2 separate regions of the Homo sapiens genome follow, and region 1 is linked to region 2. A link is a loop called in an ENCODE intact Hi-C map of the cell type or tissue named here. Cell type or tissue: heart right ventricle. All regions are shown on one strand. Each heading gives the region's core, and the rest is flanking DNA. Links, peaks and the distances in the headings are about the cores only.

Region 1 (8,000 bases), core at 1-8,000, 160 kb after region 2:
AGCACTCATCCATGAACAAAAATAAACCACAACAATAAAAAACTTTCAAGCTGATTAAAAGCTATTGTCAAACTTCATGATTAATGGAGGTTTCAAAGGATTTCTGTTGAAAAAATAAGGATGCCCACTATCACTTTTGTTTGGCTATACTTACAGGTATTAATCATTACAATAAATCAAGGGGGAAAATGTGATTATAAGAGATGGAAAGGAAGCACAACAAAACCTATTTCCTTATTTCCATATGATAGGATTGCCTCCATAAAAATACTGAAGAAAATCTTCAGATCAGTCATTAAAAATAATTCAGCAAGGTTGCCAGAAAGAAGACAAACACACTAAAATTGCGTTCTTTGGAGTACAGTGGCGTGACCTTGGCTCACTGCCACCTCCGCCTCCCAGGTTCAAACGATTCCCCTGTCTCAGCTCCCCAAGTAGTTGGGATTACAGGCACGTGCCACCACGCCCAGCTAATTTTTTGTATTTTTAGTAGAGATGGGGTTTCACCATGTTAGTCAGCATGGTCTCGATCTCCCAGCCTCGTGATCCACCCGCCTTGGCCTCTCAAAGTGTTAGGATTACAGGCATTAGCCACCGTGCCCGGCCATGTTCTTGTATCAATAATCAATTACAGGAAAATGCTGGGGTAAAAATTATTTCATTTGCAATATTTAACAAAGCTGTAAAATATTCAGAAATAAATCCAATGAAAGAGTTGCAAGAAATATGTAATGGATATAAAAGAATGCCTAAATGGGGAGGTATATCATGCACATGGATGGTTAAACTCTATATAACATAAATGTAAATATGCCCCAAATTTCTCTAAATTCAATGCAGTGCCAGTTGAAAGTCCTGTAAGTTTTTTTTTAGGAATTGTATAATCTCATTATAAAATTAATAAGAGAGTAAAAGGCCAAGAATAGCTAAGATAATTTTGAGGAACAAGGAAAGCTACTTCTACCAGGTACCAAGACTTATTATAAAGTTCTAGTTGTTACAGTAGTAGAATTGAAGCAGGGGTGCATGAAGATACAAGTAGAACAGATTATAGGCCCTGGAAACATCCACAAACATATGGAAACTTGATATAAGGCAGAGGTACATTACAAATGAAAAAAATATAGTTCTTTCTTAGGACTTTATGTAGACTTTCTATAGACTACAGACATGTGCCACTGAGTCTGGTTCGCTACAACTTTTAAAAGAAAATATATGAGAATTTTTTTTATCTTCAGATAGAGGAAATGTTCTTAAACACACAGAAAAACCCATGAAGATAGAGATGAACCATAGGTTTAGAGATAAACTTGACCTCATTGAAATTTAAAATCCTTGTTCAAAAGAGACACAAAAAGCTAGATGTGGTGGTATGCACCTGTAATCGCAGCTTCTCAGGAGGCTGAGGCAGGAGGATGGTTTGCACCCAGAAGTTCAAGACCAGTCTAGGCAACATAGTGAGACCCTGTCCTTTTTTTTTTTTTTTTTTTTTTTTGAGACAGGGCCTCACCCTGTTGCCCAGGCTGGAATGCAGTGGTGCAATCTTGGCACTCTGTAACCTCCTCCTCCTGGGCTCAAATGATCCTCCTACCCCAGCCTCCCAAGTAGCTGAGACTACACGCACACACTACCACACTCAGCTAATTATTTAATCTTTTGTAGAGATAGGGTCTCCCTATGTTGCCCAAGCTGGTCTCAAACTCCTAGGCTCAAGTGATCCTCCTGCCTCAGCTTCCCAAAGTGCTAGGGTTACAGGCATGAACCATCATGCCCAGCCTCTTAACTTCTCTAAGCCCCAGTTCCTTTCCACATCAGGTTGATGCCAATATTAAATGAGATTGTGCATATGAAGCCCATAATAATGTTAAATAAATCATATTAATAGTATAATACCTGATTGGTAGCTGTGAAAGGACAGTAGGATTCTGAAAAAGTCCTTGTCTTGATTCCATATAGATTTTAGGATTTTTTTTTCTATTTCTGTGAAGAATATCATTGGTATTTTGATAGGGGTTGCATTGAATCTGTAGATAGCTTTGGATAGTATGGACATTTTAACAATATTAGTTCTTCCAGTCCATGAACACAGGATGTCTTTCCTTTTTGTGTATGCCCTCCTTAATTTCTCTTATTAGTATTTTATAGTTTTCATTGTAGAGATCTTTTACTTTACTTTTTTTTTTTTTTTGAGACGGAGTCCCGCTCTTTCTCCCAGGCTGGAGTGCAGTGGCGCCATCTCAGCTCACTGCAACCTCCACCTCCTAGGTTCAAGTAATTCTGCCTCAGCCTCCCAAGTAGATGGGATTACAGGCTTGCACCACAACGCCCAGCTGATTTTTGTATTTTTAGTGGAGATGAAGTTTCGCATGTTGGCCAGGCTGGTCTCAAACTCCTGAGCTCGAGTGATCTGCCCACCTTGGCCTCCCAAAGTTCTGGGATTAGAGGTGTGAGCCACTGCGCCCAGCCTGAGATCTTTTACTTTTTTGGTTCAGTTTGTTCTTAGAGGGCTTTTTTGTTGTGTGTTTGTTTTTTGTTTTTTGTAGCTATTATAAATGGGATTGCTTTCTTGGTTTTTTTTTTTTTTTTTTCAGATTGTTCACTGTTGGCATATAGAAATGCTACTGATTTTGATATGCTGACTTTTGTATCCTGCAACTTTACTGAATTCATTTATCAGTTCTAACAGGTGTTTTTGATAGAGTCTTCAGGTTTTTCTAAATATAAGATTATGTTGTCTACGAACAATGACAGTTTGACTTCTTTCCATTTTGGATGCCCTTTATGTCTTGTCTAATGGCTCTGGCTAGGACTTCCAGTGCTATGCTGTATAAAGTGGTAAAAGTGGGGATGCTTGTCTTCTTCAGATCTTAGAGCAAAGGCTTTCACTTTTTCGCTGTTCCATATGATGTTAGCTCTGAGTTTGTCATATACAGCCTTTATTGTTTTGACATATGTTCCTTCTCTACCCAGTGTGTTGAGAACGTTTATCATGAAGTGATGTTGAATTTTATTGAATGCCTTTTTCAGCTTATGGTGTTTGTCCTTGATTCTGTTACTGTGATGTATCATGTTTTTGTTTTATTTTGTTTTGAGACAGTCTCACTCTGTTGCCCAGGCTGGAGGGCAATGGTGCAATCTCGGCTTACTGCAACCTCTGCCTCCCGGGTTCAAGTGATTCTCTTGCCTCAGCCTCCCCAGTAGCTGGGATTACAGGCACACGCCTGGCTAATTTTTGTATTTTTAGTAGAGACTGTGTTTTGCCATGTTGGCAAGGCTGGTCTTGAACTCCTGATCTCAAGTGATCCACCCACCTCGGCCTCCCAAAGTGCTGGGATTACAGGCATGAGCCATTACACCTGACCCTGTGATGTATCATGTTTATTGATTTGTATATATTTGTATATATTTTTGTTTGTTTGTTTGTTTGAGATGGAGTCTCACTCTTTCGCCCAGGCTGGAGTACAGTGGTGCCATCTCGGCTCACTGCAACTTCCGTGTTCAAGCAATTCTCCTGCCTCAGCCTTTCAAGAAGCTGGGATTGCAGCGCCCATTACCACATCTGGTTAATTTTTGTATTTTTAGTAGAGACGGGGTTTTGCTATATTGGCCAGGCTGATCTCAAACTTCTGACCTCAGGTGATCCACCCACCTCGGCCTCTCAAAGTGCTGGGATTACAGGCGTGAGCCACTGTGCCCAGCCTGATTTGTTTATGTTGAACCATCTTTGCATCCCTGAGATGAATCCCACTTGATCATGTTGAATGATATATATTATTATATATAAAATATATATATAATATAAAATATATTATAATATAATATATATTATATATTATATAAAATATATTATAATATAATATATATTATATATTATATAAAATATATAATATATAAAATATATTATATAAAATATATTATATATAATATAATATATATTATATATTATATAAAATATATTATATATAATATATATTATAATATAAAATATATTATATATAATATAATATATATAATAATATATTATATATATTTTTTTGAGATAGAGTCTCACTCTGTCACCAAGGCTGGAGTGCAGTGGCACAATCTCAGCTTACCGTAACCTCCACTTCCCGGGTTCAAGCAGTTCTGCCTCAGCCTCCCAAGTAGCTGGGATTACATGCCTGCCACCATGCCCAGCTAATTTGTGAATTGAATGATATTTTTAATATGTTATTGAATTTAGTTGGTATCCACTTTCACTTTTTCTCTTCATTATTCACATATGCCTTTAGTTTCATAGTTCCTGATAAACTAGAAACCATTTTTCTGCCCTATTTTGTTTTTTTGTTTGCCTCTCAATGGAATTAAAGTAGGAGCAGTTGAATGTTTACAAGCAGGTTTAGAATAGTAAAAGGAAAAACTTAGTTCTGGTTATTCCTTACTGATCTGTTTCTCCAAACATAACTCTACCGACACTGTGGGAGCAACTGGGTTTATTCAGCTGGGAGGGAAATAAAAGAAGGAGGTCAAAGAGTGAGTGGGAACAACAAAACAGGTACTCCTTCATGTATAGGTAGAATGAAAGGCACAGTTGAAGACAAGAATATAGAGGGTGGAGCTGTATTTTAGGTGTGCGTGACTTTTTTTTTTTTTTTTTTTTAAGACTGAGTCTTACTCTTGTCGCCCATGCTGAAGTGACATGGCATGATCTTGGCTCACTGCAACCTCCGCCTCCTAGGTTTAAGTGGTTATCATGTCTCAGCCACCCAAGTTGCTGGGATTATAGGCACATACCACAATGCCTAACTAATTTTTTTTTTTTTTTTTTTAAGTAGAGACCATGTTGGCCAGGCTGGTCTCGAATTCCTGACCTCAGGTCATTTGCCTGCCTTGGCCTCCCAGAGTGCTAGGATTATGGTGTGAGCCACTGTGCCCAGCAAGTGAAAAGAAAGAAAATTTCTTTCTTTTCTTTTCTTTCTTTGAGACAGGGTTTCCTTCTGTCATTCAGACTGGAGTGCGGTCGCATGATCTCGGCTCACTACAGCTTCCATCTCCTGGGTTCAAACGATTCTCCTGCCTCAGCCTCTGAAGTAGCTGGGATTAAAGGCAGGTGCCATCACACCTGGCTAGTTTTTGTATTTTTAGTAGAGACAGGGTTTCACCATGTCGCCCAGGCTAGTCTCGAACTTCTGAGCTCAGGTCATCTGCCTGACTCCGCTGCTATTTACTCTAGTATGCTTATTCCAAGTTCATAGGATTATAAATATAAATGAGCCCAAATTTTCTCTCTCTCAGTTAATAAGTAATTTTTTTAGTCCCCCTACATGTAAAGTGCATTAGAAAATGCAAAGAAGTGTAACTAGTGTCATTGCACTCAAGGTGCTGAAAGTTTAGTTGGGGAAGCAAGGCAAACCCAGGATTTCACTGAGTGTAATTTTAGCTTTGATTTTCCAGGATCATCATCTCTCCATTTTCTTCCTCCTTTTTCTTGCTAATTTTTATTGAGTGCTATGCTAAGCACTTTACGTGGATTATTTAATTTCTAATAATTCTCACAGTAACCCCAGTAGGTAGATGCTCATATTTCCATCTTACATGAGTAGATTAAGACTTAAGATAATTAAATTGCCTTGGGTCCCTCAGCTTTTAAGTGCTGGAGTCAGGATCTGTGCCCAGATTTGGAGCTTTTAAACACTATTCTATTTTGCATGTTTTAGTGTTGCCCAGAATTTATTTCTCCAGGATCTTAGCGGAGATGCAGTTTCACTTCTCCTGAAGTATAGATAAGATTTCCTTAAGCAGAAGGAAGAGCCATTCAAGGGGAAAAAGAAAAGGAACTAATATTTGTTGTATTTGACTAATGTTTTAGTCTTGCAGGGAGTACAGAGAGGAGAGAGATAGGGTGGTAGTGGAACTATCTGTATAGGTTATGGAATTCAATTATCAAGTCAGTCTGAACTCAAAGCCTATGTTCTTCATGATAGTAATTAAGTTGACCCCCAAAACCATGACATGAAGAAAAGACCAAGGAGTGAGCCTGGTTTCTTTTGGAGAACATGAGTTAGGATAGTTTGAGTATAACAAAGGATGCTTTTGCATAGAGAAGTAGGAAGGAATAGAATAGAAAAAGAGAACCCAATAAAATTGTGGAATATGAACCAGAGGGTAGTTCAGTGACTCCTGATCCTGTGGTAAACATAATAACACACCAAATCAGACTCTAATACAAGTTCAATTACTTTTTTCTCTCTTCCCTCCCACCCTTATTTCCTCTTTTCTTCCCTTCACCATTTTTTTTTTGTGAAGAATTTAAAACATACACAAAAGAACACAAAATACTATAATGACCCTATGTGTGCATCACCCTGCCCCTGGCCAATTCTGTACAATCCACATTTCCATTCACCCTTTTGTATTATTTTGAAGAGATTCTAGATATCATTTTGCTCATAAATATTTCAGTATATATCTCTAAAACATAGCAATTCATTTTTAAAAACATAAAAATACCATTATTGTTACCATTATTATCAAATATCCAGTTAGTGTTCAAATTTCTAGTGTTCTTATAAAAATCATTATTTTTAAAGTTTATTTGAATCAGAGTCCAAATAAGTATTACATATTAGTGATTGTTTGATATGTCTTTCATTATTATTATTATTATTATTTTAATTTTTGTAGAGACAGGATCTCACTATGTTGTCCAGGCTTGTCTTGAAATCCTAGTTTCAAGCGATTCTCCCACCTTGACCACCCAAAGTGCTAGGACCCCAAAGTGAGTCACCCAAAGTGAGCCACCACTCCAGTCTGATATGTCTTTTAAGTCTCTTTTTAGTTTAAGAGTTCATCCTTCATCTCTTCCTCTACTCCTTCCCCTCACTCCCCTCTTGGAATTTATTTATTGAATAATCAGGTTGTTTGTTTTATCGAACTTCTCATAGCCTAGATTTTTTTTTTTTTACTGCACCCCTAACAATGTAGTTTAACAAGTTCCTCTGTCTTCTGTATTTCTACAAATTGGCAGTTGGATATAGAGGCTTGATCAAATTTGTGTTTGACTTTTTGACAAGACATCTTCATAGGTGGTGATGTATTTTTCCATTGGGCATACAATGTCTGGTCATTTATGATGTTGCAAATATTGATTCTCAGTGCATCACCTCCCTAATTTTGGTTTTTCTAATGCTAATTCTATTATTCCATCTCTTTTGATTAACTTGAGTACTGCTGTAAAATCTCCTTTTCTACTATTTGGCTAGTCAGTGGTACAGTTACTGTGGGAAAGGCAGGATAAATGCTTTTATTCCATTCCATTTATTTACCAATTTTCAAAATAATGAATTGGTTCGTCAGCATCCTTCAGGGTGACTAATTTGTTTTTTGAGTATCACATAGACTCATGGATGTAAAAACATTTCATATATTTTAGTCCATGTAATCATTTATTGTTCCCTTAGCTTTTCCATGGATTTTGTTACTATCTTTTTTCTCGTTACTGGGATATGTGTCTGTGGAAAACTAGAAATTTACTGAAAACAAGAGCTGGACCAATCAAGTGTAGGAGTGTTTTCTGATGGCATTTAAGAGGTTTTCACTTAAAGTCCCCTTTTATAACTCATATCTTGTACTTGCATATACTTACTCAGCTGCAGAGGAATTGTCGGTTTAAATTTTGTGGGAAAATTCACATATATCAAAAGGCTTTAGTCTCTCACTTCCAGGATTTTTAGAAGATTGCTATAGCAAGAAGAAAGGGCTTTTTAAAAAGTTTATAATAATTCCAAGTAACTAGCTATAGGTATGTTAGCCTAACTTTCAGGATCTTGGGTTTTCAGAGAACATATAAAATTATAATGGGTTATAACTATCAAGTTGACCTTTCCCTGAGAACATACTATTGGAGAAACCTGTGGTTTCTAAGACGTTTCTAAAACTTAAAACTCATTCCTTCCCAGTATAAGAAATATATTGCTGGCTTCAGAATTTTCCAGGAAAATAAATTTTATTCCCTTGAAAAT
Region 2 (12,873 bases), core at 2,573-10,572:
TTTTAGGTTTCCAGAATACCAGAGAATTGATTCCCTTTCTTATATAGCCTTCCAGTTCTTCTATGAAGATTTTCTGTAGCAAAACATTATTCCTAAATCCAGTTTTCTGAACATGCCAATGCCAGTGGTCATCATCCAGCATTAAAATAGCTTTTATCGCCCTCAATGTCCACTTCCTGATCAGAATCCTCTGAAATCTCTGATTCAAGGTCTTCCTGGGAGGCAGGGGAGGGCGAACATTGAGAGCTATCCAAAGAAGCACCTTTATTCTGTTCACTGGGCAAATCTTGCCTCTGATCACAGGAACTGTCCAAACTTTCCAGTTCTTCTTTTTTATTGCTTTGAGGGTTCTCCTGAATAAAGGAAATGAAAATGGAGATTGGAAGGATCATAAAATATGGATAGGTGAGAGGAATAAATCAAAATGTCTCTTCATCCTATTCCATCTTTTAATTTTTAGTTTACTGAGTGTTTTCAGTTTATAATCTTATTCAGGAGATACATACTTGTGCTTTTTGCTCACTTTGGAAGAAAAGTTTCTGTCATATCAAAGATTATATGCTTAAAAGATGAGAACCAGTCATGAACATAAGGGCAGATACATTATACCAATTGAACACAAATTCTGGTTACTTAACACCAGCCCAGACCCATGGTTTCAATATTCTCAAAAGTTTAAGGGGGAAAGAAAATCAGATCACTACAGATACACCTTAACTTCATTCTTTAAATATTTAAACCTTGCCAATTAACAGTCTTTCAGACATTTTAAAAATAAGAATGCTAACTGGTGAATTAAGAATAAAGTTTCAATTATTAGACTGGATCTTTTTTCATTCATTTTCTGGAGTAAATTTATAAACATCTACATGTGTAAATGTTTAACAAGTTACAAAATCATGGCAAAGAAAAAAAATGTGGATCTGGAAGAATGCTGCCAACTGAGAAGGTAGACAATTAGCTACAATTTACTTAAAATCTGGGGCAAATTTCTGGGAAATATCCCCATATTACATAGAAACCACTATTTTTAAGGTCTCTGGTAAACTAGAGTCAAGCCTTTGACCAAGAACTATTAAGTATATAAGCTAGTGAATTTTTAATCCTATACTTGTCTAAAATGCATATAAATACTACATAGAAATATTACAACATCTATTTGTTATATAGTTGCAAGCCTTATAGTCTCAACAAATAGATGCACACGGTCAGAAATTGAGAGTGGATCTGCAAATATTTAAATCACATTACAGTAATGAAGTTATGGGAATTTTATTTTCTATTTCAAAATATTCTTTGGGACACTTTCTTTTTAATGAAAAAGTAATGATCAATAAATTTTAAAATCCACTTTGCTTTAAATTTCTCCACTCATTGTTTCAAAGTATTTATTATAAACCGTATATACAATGACAAGTGAACAATTCAGCAATTATCAGATAACTTTGGAGAGTATATCCAGATTAGGACATCAAAAATGAATGTTTAGCTTTAAGTCAATAGACCTTCTTTTAAAAACTAAATTAGCCTTTACTTTTTATCACATATTGCGAAACAAGGTCACTGGAAGAAAGACTGTCAGAAAGTTTAAGCTACTTTCCAAACAGGCTTGAATATTTTCTTACAAGTTTTATATTTCATTTTAAGAGCTGGCATTAGATAGAAAATAATTTTTAAACTCCCTGACATTTAATTCTTCTAAAAAACAGTGCAAACAAGACTTAAAGGTGTTTGTTTCTTTATATTTACCCTTGAGTTCTGCCTGGTTTTATTATGGCTGTGTAAATAAAAGAAACAATTTTCTCCCAAAGATAACTGCTTAAGTCATTTACTGTCAATTACTTTATCTTTCCTGCGTTAATTAGATAAACAACATATGGGATTTATAAAACAATTAGCTGGGAGTTTTACTAGCCAGTGTGTGAAAACCCAAGCATAATTGATATAGGAACCCCATTAGGTGCTTTTAGCATTACTGCCACCTGAGCAACTCATCCTGAATTTCAGCAGGACTATTTGTCTTTTTAATCAAGGTGAAGAGGTTAAATAGTCTCTTAAATGACTTTTGCATACAACCCATAACAGCCTTGCACTGAGATAACGTGATAAAAATATTTATTTCCATAGAAACAGAACCATGTCCATACCTGTTTTAGTCTCCTCCATTTAGCGCGTCGATTCTGAAACCAGGTTTTGACCTACAGGAAAGAGAGAAAGAAAACTTGCAACGAGCCCGCGTCGGGACGTGCCAGAGGGCAGGGTGGCTCCTCGCCTCTCTCTCGGTGGCCCGGCGACCCCTACCCCAGAAGCCTTCCCTTCCCCGGAGGCGGCCCCAGGCCCCCCGCGAGCTCACCTGTCTCTCGCTGAGCTGCAGCATCTTGGCCAGACGCTTCCTCTCGGGCGGAGAGAGATATTTCTGCGTCTCGAATTTCTTCTCCAGCTCGATGGTCTGGTCGTTGGAGAATCTCACCTGGCCGCCTTTCCTTTTATGCAGAGGCCTCTGCAAGAAGGGGCTCCAGAGTAGAGGTTTGCCTGCGAGCGGGAAGAGCGGCGCTCACCCACTGCCCTGGAGCGGCCTGGCCAGACCCCAGAGCTGTCGGGCCCCAGGGATGACAAAGGTAGGCCAGGAGGCCACCCAACCAGACACATTCACATACACCCACCGGCACGTGGACCTAACACGTTCCCACCGACACACAAACATACCCAAAGTCACACACTGACACCGCAGATGCACACAGCCTTGTACACACACAGACAGACACACAGCCGTCACACCTAGAACTAAATCCAGACATACCTTTAACCCCAAAAAGAATGGGCACTACCGGCTGGGCTTACAATACCACGACCCTCTTTCCCCAGTGGCTCTCGGATTTATACATAACTTTTTGCCCCCTTGGATCTCCCTTGGTGAGCCGCACTTGCGAACACCGGGTGTGTGCGTGTTGGGGAGGAGCGGGGCTGCTGCACCGACAAGGCCTGGCTGCGCGGGAAGCGCTCGGGCCCGGACACCCGCATTAGGTTGCGCGAGGAGCCTCCAATCCTGGCCGGGGGAGCCGCGGCCTCCTCTGATTTCACACCCAGCCCGCGGGGGCGGCCAGTTAAAGCCACCCCATGGGCTATGGCAACATTTCCGTCAATGTGTTTCCTGTTGGTCTAGCTCGAAAAACTCTTTGCTTCCTCCTGCGCGGTCCCAGCAGTAACCCAAGGAAACTCAGGGCGCACTGTGAAAACGTTAGCCCCCAGGCCCGGCCCGGCTGAGGGTCCCGCTCCAGCCCCGACAGGCGACCACAGCCAGGCTCGGGCCGCATCATCAAACCCTCGAGGCTGGAATCAGACAGACAGGATAACAACTCAAAAACATAAAAAGATGAACTAAAAATACAATCCCCCTCCCCTGTTAACGGTGAGAAGGTAAGGTAAAGGGCTGAGCTAGAGCCCGCGCCGTAATAATGGAGACATTAAAATGCTAATTAAGACGTTAATTGTTTTCAGGGTCCCTACTGAAGCTTCCAATAACAGAGTTCATTTAAAACTCTAGAGGCGCCCCGTTTCCTTATTTACCCTAGGGCTCCAGACCTCGAAGGCGCCAAGGGTCACCCACAGCGCGGACCACGGGCGGCTTATTTGTTAGGCCGCACATTGAGGGGACAAGCCCCGAAGTTCTGGAATATATGCCCTATGTGTCCCTGCTTCCCTTCCTAACTGGCGACCAGGAGCTGCTGCTTCCTACTCCCAAAGTAGTGTCGGTCGGTCCGTCCGTCCGTCTGCAGGCCTGCACCTCAACGCTTTGAAAGCTAGCATTGTTTTTTCGAGATTTTGCTTGCGTCAGGCTTCAGACTGGTGCAAAACAGCCTCGAAAAAAAATAGGAAGCAACTGGTTATTTTAGCTGCCATAAAGTCACATCCCACACAGAGGAAATGAACAATATCAGAAAAACGGATCCCGGCTATCAGAAGTCGAGTGTTTCCTGAATTTGTCTGTATTGAGGATGTCGATAAAATAATCAGCAGCGTGCACTACTCCGGGGGAAGGGTCTGCTTCATGCAGCCAGGAAAACACTTAACAGCTTCTGAAACCAGATTTACTCCTATCGAGAACTCAAGATTTCCTGTATGAACGGAAAGGGTCAGGCTCTTTCACTGCACAAGCCTGTTGAACCAGGTCCAGCCCCGTAGCCACCCGGGCCCGGCTGCGATCCCTGCCCCACGGGGGCCGGCCAGGGGCGCCTCGACGCCCCTTTCCCCGTCCCTCCCGCTAAGGGAGCCCCACCCCGGGTAACACGCGCGGTCCACGGCTGCCCTCGCCGCGAGGTCTACCGCCGGCCCGCGCGCCCCGACGCCTGCAAGGTGCAGGAAAACCAATCTGAGTCACGGTGCGGTCAGCCCCGGCCGCGCGCCTCCCGTCCCCGCGCGTGCCCGACAGCTGCTTTTCCATCGCTTTTGCCACAGCCGTCTACCGCCTGCCCCCTTCGCCCCCTCGGCCTCCCGGGCGCTGCCACCTGCCGGGTGGCGCTTCCTCGCCCCCACCCTCGCCCGGCCGCCTTACCCAGGGGGTCGTGGCGGAGCAGGGCGTGCGTGTAGTCGTTCACCGTCCGCGGGAAGGGGTACAGAGGGCCCCCGAAGCCGCCGGGTCCGTAGGCAGCGGCCAGCGCGGCGGCGGAGTGGTGCGAGAAGGCTGGATGGATCGGCGTGGGCTCGTACACCGGGGTCCGGTAGGGGGACACGAGGCTGGTGAAGGAGGAGTTGGGGGACGGCAGCGTGGGGGCGGGCGTGGGCGCGGCGGGCCCGCGGCCCAGGATGTCCTCGATGTAAAAGGGCGTCGGGTGTGCGGGTTGCAGCAGCGGCGTGGGCGCGTACAGCGGCACCCCCACGGCGCCCGCCGCCGGCCCGGGGTGCGGGTACTGCATGGCTCCGCCGCGCTCCGGCCCCTCGCAGAGCTGCTGGCCCGCGCCGCGGCGCTACATTTATCCGCGCTCCGCGCTCCCGGCGATAGGCTCCGCCGGCCGCGGGGTGGGGCCGCGCTCGCTGGCCCCTTCCTGCCGCCGGGCCCTGCGGCCAATGGCGCGGGGCCCCAAGAGCAGCCGCCCGCCCCCACCCCGGCCCGCCCCGCCGGCCAAGCTCCCCGCCCCCGGGACGCGCTTGCTACCAGGCTCCGGGGAACTGGCGCCCTGGTGCCCCGCCGCGGCTGTCGCCCCTGGGGACTCCAGGCACCCCGGCCGAGGACGCCCTCGAGGGAAGCCCTGGGCCGCGTCCGTCGGGGGAGGCGCGAGGAAGACCGCCTTCTGGAGTGCGGGCTCCAGCGGCCCTGTCCGCGGCCCCGAGGCACCTCTGCCGAAATTCGGGGGCGCCGTCCAGGCCTGGGCCCGGGGTGGCAGCAGCTGTTTCCAGGCGGGGAGCAGCGGGACTCGGCGGGAGCAGAGGCCGCTGGCCTAAGACGCCTCCTCGGTGGGTGCGCTCCCTGGATTAACAGTGGCGCTGGCTGTCACACCGGCCGTTTCCCGAGCTCAGAGCGGGACAGTGCCCTGGGTTCCTAGGGCTGCTCGGCGGCCCTTAGCTGCGGCCCGGCGGGATTCGGATGGCTGGAGTTCAGGTGCTGCGGACTCTTGGCCGCTCCACCTGGTTTCATTTGGAGGCCTCGGACTCAAGCCACTTCCGCGAGGATGCTGGCAGAAGCCGCTGCGAGCAGCAATCAAGGGGAGGCCCGGGTCCTACAGCGCCGGGCAGAGGCTGTGCAGTCTTCAATCCAGTGGGGGCCGCTCCGTGTCTTTTCTGCTGGCTCTTGAGGGTCGCAGCTGTGCGCAGTCTGGCTCTCTGGTTTTGCACGTGTTTTCTATTGAAGCAGTCCGTACTGCTGGCCCGTATGGCCTCGGCTCTGTGCGGCTCCACTCGCCTCCGGGGCAAGGGGGCATTTTCTTGATTGACGCCCTCCTGCGGTCGTCACACCTCGCGGTGAGCCGTTTCTGCTAAGGTCCTCCATTAATCATGGAAATGGAAAGACTTCCCTGCTTTTTCTATTGAGACTTCTCAGGTTTTAAAGTTTATAATTTGGAACTATTTGTCCAAACACAGCGGGACCACAGTAGGAAGAGGCGTGGACTGTGAGCCTGACCGCCTGTTCGAGTTTCACTTCGCACATTTTTGTTGAGCAACTACTGTGTGCCAGCAGTGAAAAGGACAGATGTAGTCCCTCTCCTCATGGAGACAGGAAACAAATTTTAATATATGTATGTGCTAGGAAGGAGATGTACATAATGGTCTAAAACCTGTAACAAGGGGACATCACCTATCTGGGGGACATTAAGGAAGGGAAAAGCTTCCCAAGAATTGATGTTTGAAAAGTGAGTGGGTGTCAGCAAGCCCAGGGTGCTTGGACATTCCAAGTCCGGAGAATAGCATGTGAGCGTTGTTAGTTAATGCAACTTCCGTCAAGTCACCATCCCTGAGTTTTTCTCATCTGAAACGTTTGAGACTTGGCCTAAAGGCTCCTGATCTTTTTAGGGTATTGTTAATAGGTATCTTTCAGAATCTAATGACAGACAAGAGCTACAAGCCCAGACAAACTCAGAAGTGTACTACACTATCATTCGAGTTAAAGCATGTTGGGGGTAGGTAAGAATATAATTGCTCTATTATACAGTACATATAAATCATAAATTTTTATATTACTCCATGATATAAACTATCTCTGGAAGGATAACGAACATTGGCTGACTATGAAGAAAGGGGTGGGATTGGAGGGGGCATGTATAGCTGTGAATATCTGGAGACTTGCACTAGATGGATGTATGACCTATTCGTCGTATAAGTAAGTCCTTGAAGAAGTGGCTGATTCTAGATCTAGGGCAAGAAAAGTACAAGGTAAGCTCAAAGACATCTTGTGTCAGAAACCGTGAAAAGAAAATAGGGACCACCTTGGAGTGGTTTCCATCGGCAAAATTTGGGGTGATTTAAGCTTTAAAAATACATTAGGGATTATACCACTTTGAATATAACAATTCGTGAGTCCATAGTGGTACTCAGAGAGAGAAAGGTGCAGTGGATGTGAAAGCTGGAAGAATGTCAGCTAACAGATGTAGAAAAATTGGTACAATCGAAAAACGTAATAATTCAAGAAGAATCATCATCAACTAACACGTGAAATGTTGAGGATGAGGATTTTCACAAGGCCTCATATCATCCCAATTAACTGGATTCTGGATTTTAAAAAACTATAAAGGAGCCGGGCGCGGTGGCTTACGCCTGTAATCCCAGCACTTTCGGAGGCAGAGGCGGACGGATCACGAGGTCAGGAGATCGAGACCATCCTGGCTAACACGGTGAAACCCCGTCTCTACTAAAAATACAAAAAATTAGCCAGGCGTGGTGGTGGGCGCCTGTAGTCTCAGCTACTCAGGAGGCTGAGGCAGGAGAATGGCGTGAACCCGGGAGGCGGAGCTTGCAGTGAGCCGAGATCGCCCCACTGCACTCTAGCCTGGGTGACAGAGCCAGACTCTGTCTCAAAAAAAAAAAAAAAAAAAAAACTATAAAAGACATTGCTTTTTATTGGGGGGGGGGATAATGGGGACAAACTATGAAGTATATGTTAGTTGACATTATTAATCTTTTAGATGTGATTGGTATTGCAGGTTACTTTGGAAAATGCGATCTTGGGAGTTGCAAGCTAAAGTCTTTAGGAGTGATGGGTCATATGTGCAGCTTACTTTTAAATACTTCAGTATATACATATATGTGCATACACATCTACATGTATATTTATACACACATATCTATGTATATGTTCATATATGTATATATAAAGAGGGATATATCACAGGTTCAGTTCTAGACCACTTCAATAAATAAACATAGCAATAAAGCAAGTCACATGAATTATTTGGTTTCCCAGTGCATGTAAAGGAGGTTATCTTTACACTTTACTACATTCAGTGTGCAATGGCATTATGTCTTAAAAAGCAACGTACATACCTTAATTTAAAAATACTTTGTTACTAAAAAATTGCTAACGATTGGCAGGGAGTGGTAGCTCATGCCTGTAATCCTAGCACTTTGGGAGGCCAAGGCTGGCGGATCACTTGAGGTCATGAGTTGAAGACCGGCCTGCCAATATGGTAAAACCCTGTATCTACTAAAAATACAAAAATTAGCTGGAAAGTGCTTGAACCCGGGAGGCAGAGGTTGCAGTGAGCTGAGATCATGCCACTACACTACCAGCCTGGGCAATAGAGTGAGACTCCATCTCAAAAAAAAAAAATTGCTGACAATCATCTGAGCCTTCAGCAAGTCATAATCTTTTTGCTTTTGAGGGGTGTTGCCTTGATGTGGATGAGTGCTAACTGATCAGGGTGGGAGGCACAGAAGGTTGGGGTGGCTGTGGCAATTCCTTAAAGACAACCATGAAGTTTGCCACATCTGTTGACCCCTCCGTTCATAAAAGATTTCTCTGTAGCATGTGGTGATGTTTGATAGCATTTTTATCCACAGTAGAACTTTCAAAATTGGAGTTCATTTTCTCAAACCCTGTGCTGCTCTATCAAGTATGGTTGTGTAATAGTCTCTCTTTTTTGTCCTTTTTTTTTTTTCTTTTTTCCTTTTTGTAGAGAATGGAGTCTCGCTCCATTCATTGCCCAGGCATGTCTCGATCTACCGGGCTCAAGCTATGCTCCTGCCTCTGCCTCCCTAAATGTTGGGATTACAGGCATGAGCCATTACATCCAGCTATGTAATATTCTAAATCCTTTGTTGTCATTTCAATAATGTTCACAGCATATTCACCAGAAGTAGATTCCATCTCAAAAAACCACTTTCTTTGCTCATCCATAAGAAGTAACTCCTCATCCATTCAAGTTGTATCATGAGATTGCAGCAATTCAGTCACATCTTCAGGCTCCACTTCTATTTCTCTTGCTGTTTCCAGCACATATGCAATTACTTTCTCCACTGAAATCTTGAACCCCTCAAAGTCATCTGTGAGGGCTGGAATCAACTTCTTCCAAACTTCTGTTAATGATATTTTTACCTCCTCCCATGAATCATGGCCTCTGGAATGGTGAATCCTTTCTGGAAGGGTTTTACTTGACTTTGCCCACAGAGGAATCACTATCTATGGCAGCTATAGCCTTACAAAATATATTTCTTAAATAATAAGATTTGAAAATCAAAATCACTCTTTGATTCATGGGCTGCAGAATGGATGTTGTGTTAGCAAGCATGAAAACAACATTCATCTCTTTGTATATCTCCATCATAGCTCTTGGGTGACCAGGTGCATTGTCAATGATCAGTAATAATTTGAAAGGCATATTTTTTTCCTGGGCAGTAGATCTCAACAGTAGGCTTAAAGTGTTCAGTAAACCACACAGTAAAATGATGTGCTGCCATCCAGGCTTTGTTATTTTATTTATAGGGCACAGGCAGAGTAGATGTAGCATAGTTCTTAAGGGCCCTAGGATTTTCAGAATGGCCAATAAGCATTGCTTTAAACTTAAATGTCAGCTGCATTAGCACCTAACAAGAGAGTCAGACTGTCCTTTGAAACTCTGAAGCCAGCATTGACTTCTCACTAGCTATGAAAGTCCTAGATGGCATCTTCTTCCAATAGAAGGCTTTTTGGTCTACGTGTAGAATCAGTTTAGTGTAGCTACGTTCATCAATGATCTTAGCTAGATCTTCTGGGTAACTTGCTGCACCTTTTCTATTAACATTTTCTGCTTCACTTTGCACTTATGGTGATGGCCTCCTTCCTTAAACCTCGTGAACCAACCTCATCTAACATCCACCGTTTCTTCTGCAGCTTCCTCACCTTTCTCAGCCTTCATAGAATTGAAGAGAGTTGGGGCCTTGCTCTGGATTAGGCTTTCGTGTAAGGGAATGTTGTGGCTGGTTAGATCTTCTATCCAGACCACTTGCACTTTCTCCAGATCATCAATAAGGCTGTTTCACTTTTTAGCATTCATTTGTTCATTGGAGTACCACCTTAAATTTCCTTCAAGAACTCTTCCTTTGTGTTCACAGCGCTGTCTAACTTTTAGTGGATCTTAACTTTCTACATGGCCTCCTTGCTGAGCTTAATCATTTCTGGCTTTTGATTGAAAGAGACATGCAATTCTTGCTTTTCCTTGAACACTTAGGGGCTGTTGTAGGGTTATTAATTTGCCCAATTTCAATATTGTTGTCTCTCAAGGAATAAGGAGGCCCAAGGAGAGAAGGAAAGAGACTGGGGAACAGCCTGTGAGTAGGACAGTCAGAACACACGACATTTATTAAGTTAGCTGTCTTATATGGGTGCAGTTTGTGGTGCCCCAAAACGATTACAATAGTAACATCAAAGACCACTGATCACAGATCATCATTACAGATATAACAATAAATATTATGAGAATTACCCAAATGTGACACAAAGACATGAAGTGGGCACATGTTCTTGGGAAAATGGTGCCAATAGACTTGCTTGATGCAGGGGCGTCACAAACCTTCAATTTGTAAAAACTGCAATATCTGCAAAGCACAATGAAGTGAAGCACAATAAAATGAGGTATGCCTGTATCGAAAATTATTAATTGGTGAATTTAGGTGAAGAGTATACAGGTGTTTGTTGTACTATAATTTCAGAGTATACAAGTATTTGTTGTACTCTAATTTTAGCTTTTTTATAATTACACATAGCAATTAAATTACCATAATTCCTGTAGATTTGAAAGTTTTCAATATAAAAATGAGAAAAAATGAAAACACTGTTTCTTTTTTTAATCTCAAATTCCTTTTTACCATACTTTTTTTGTGTGTGTGTGTGAGACGGATTCTTGCTCTGTCGCCCAGGCTGGAGTGCAGTGGCATGATCTTGGCTCATTGCAAGCTCCTCCTCCTGGATTCACGCCATTCTCCTGCCTCAGCCTCCCGAGTAGTTGGGACTACAGGCGCCTGCCACCACACCCGGCTAATTTTTTTGTATTTTTAGTAGACAGTGGTTTCACCATATTAGCCAGGATGGTCTCGATCTCCTGACCTTGTGATCTGCCCATCTTGGCCTCCCAAAGTGCTGGGATTACAGGCATGAGCCACCGCGCCCGGCCTACCATCCATTTTTTTTAAAGGCATAATGTTTTGAATGATTTCTGAAGATTGCATACAATTTCAGGTAGTGCCTTGCCCCTGGAAACTATCAGTGAAGGGTTATTTGGGAATCATTGATCCCTCTGTGGGTCAGCTCCAGTGTTGTGCCATCTCCACCGTCATCATTCTCATCCCATGGCCTGATGAATTCAATGTGCTCTTCTGTGTTCCAAGGACAGAGACAAGCTCTGGGGACAAAGAAAGAACAGTTATTATATGAAGTTCAAACCTACCTTCACAAGTTATGTTTGGGTCTTGAAAGATTGGGACCTCAGTAAACTAAGCAGAAAACTGTGCTAATTATTTTTCTCACAAAATGTTTCCCCTTTGTTTTCATTGTGCACCTTTTTCCTGCCCCTTCTACTCTGCGAGTAACAGATGATGACTCCAATTCATTTAGTGCTTTCACAGTAAATCACTAGCCAGCCTTTATTACCCATCTTCAGAAACAGTATTAGTTTATGGTACTGGTTTATTCTGTGCATGATTCAGCCACCAGCCAAAAGATCTAAATCTACAAATATTTTAAATATATATATTAAAATGCTAGGGAAATAATCACTAGCATAGAGTTATTAAATAATCACTAATAAAAGAAGCATCCTCTCTTTCTTTGATTTAGCCACAGATCCTGGGAAGTAGATGGAGATCTTAAAAGGCATTGGTAAAACATTCCAACTCAGCTACATAATCCTCACTGGCAAACTGAAGCACTTAATTCTGTTAAGCTATATAACACTACCTTTTCTACATCCAATCGTCAGATCCATGTTCACTTAGCTAAAGTTAAAAAAAAAAATTACAACCACATTTGTGAATGTCACATTTATTGAACTACATAATTTTTAATATCACTTGTGTACGTTTTATAGTTTGTTTTATTGTTTTAAAAGTCATTTGGGGCCCTAAAAGAACTAGATTTTTCCAAAGTTGTCCTTATGATTTTTTTTCGCACAGTCAGAACTAATAAAACAAAACTGTTGTAGCTATTTAATTCAAAATCTCTCGGAGTTTCAATATTTTTTCTCTGCTGGATACTAAAACCAATAAAGCTCCATGAGATTTTAATTATATTCTGAATTAAACAAGACTTTCTCCAAAAATTTGGCCCCATTTATTTTAGCCATTGCTGTTGTGCAAAAGACCAAATTTGTAAGAAGAGAAGGTAGTTCTCATTTGTAATTTATCTAGAAGGAATTTAGGTAAACTTTTTGCAACTTACTTTTAATAAATGTATGTAGAGGTAAAAATTCAAGTTAGCTATAGCTTGAAAGCATCAATGGATTTTATTATAACAACTTGGTTCTATTTATACTTACACTAAGTTTTATTGTCTTCAACTGTTGGGATGACTAAATCATTTATTAAATTTCATATCAAATCATATATTTTTCAAATATTTGAGAAAATCTAATTAGTGCTTTAGTGGTTTACTAACTTACAAAATACTAATCTGATCAAATAGAGATGCCTCATCCCCATCATAAATGGAATCAGAGCCCAGAAATACATAAGCAGTAGGCATCATGACATTGCTTCAGTGACGTTCTTTTTCCAAATTTTTTTTTTTTTTTTTTGAGATGGAGTCTTGCTGGAGTGCAATGGCGTGATCTCAGCTCACTGAAACCTCCACCTCCTGCATTCAAGCAATTCTCCTGCCTCAGCCTCCCAAGTAGCTGGGATTACAGGTACCTGCCACCACACCTGGCTAATTTTTGTATTTTTAGTAGAGACGGGGTTTCACCATGTTGGCCAGGC

The links. Peaks named below come from ENCODE experiments on the same cell type or tissue, not always from the same donor. Only the 100,000 strongest peaks of a DNase experiment are listed, where the experiment ranks them.
Region 1: it touches region 2 in a loop (2.7-fold over the local background); 4 of 110 quality-filtered maps call a loop at or near these places.

The regions. Positions count from the first base shown.
Region 1 is chr10:92,520,341-92,528,340 of GRCh38, reverse strand. The region is part of intron 4 of IDE (insulin degrading enzyme); the gene reads left to right. Among named protein-coding and RNA genes, the nearest start is that of IDE, 50 kb to the left of the region's middle. In heart right ventricle, for the core only: no CTCF peak of the experiment used is centred there; no DNase peak of the experiment used is centred there.
Region 2 is chr10:92,682,027-92,694,899 of GRCh38, reverse strand. HHEX (hematopoietically expressed homeobox) reads right to left here and starts at 4,945. Exons shown (of 4, transcript NM_002729.5): 1 at 4,553-4,945; 2 at 2,354-2,532; 3 at 2,148-2,198; 4 at 1-353. The coding sequence starts at 4,913. The coding sequence ends at 132. RefSeq lists an enhancer at 2,827-3,634 and silencers at 4,165-4,314, 4,325-4,404, 4,825-5,144, 5,215-5,454. In heart right ventricle, for the core only: a CTCF peak has its summit at 5,888 (motif pointing left); DNase peaks (open chromatin) are centred at 3,109, 3,729, 4,399, 5,119 and 2 weaker places; H3K4me3 peaks cover 3,703 bases; H3K27ac peaks cover 3,138 bases; H3K27me3 peaks cover 3,438 bases.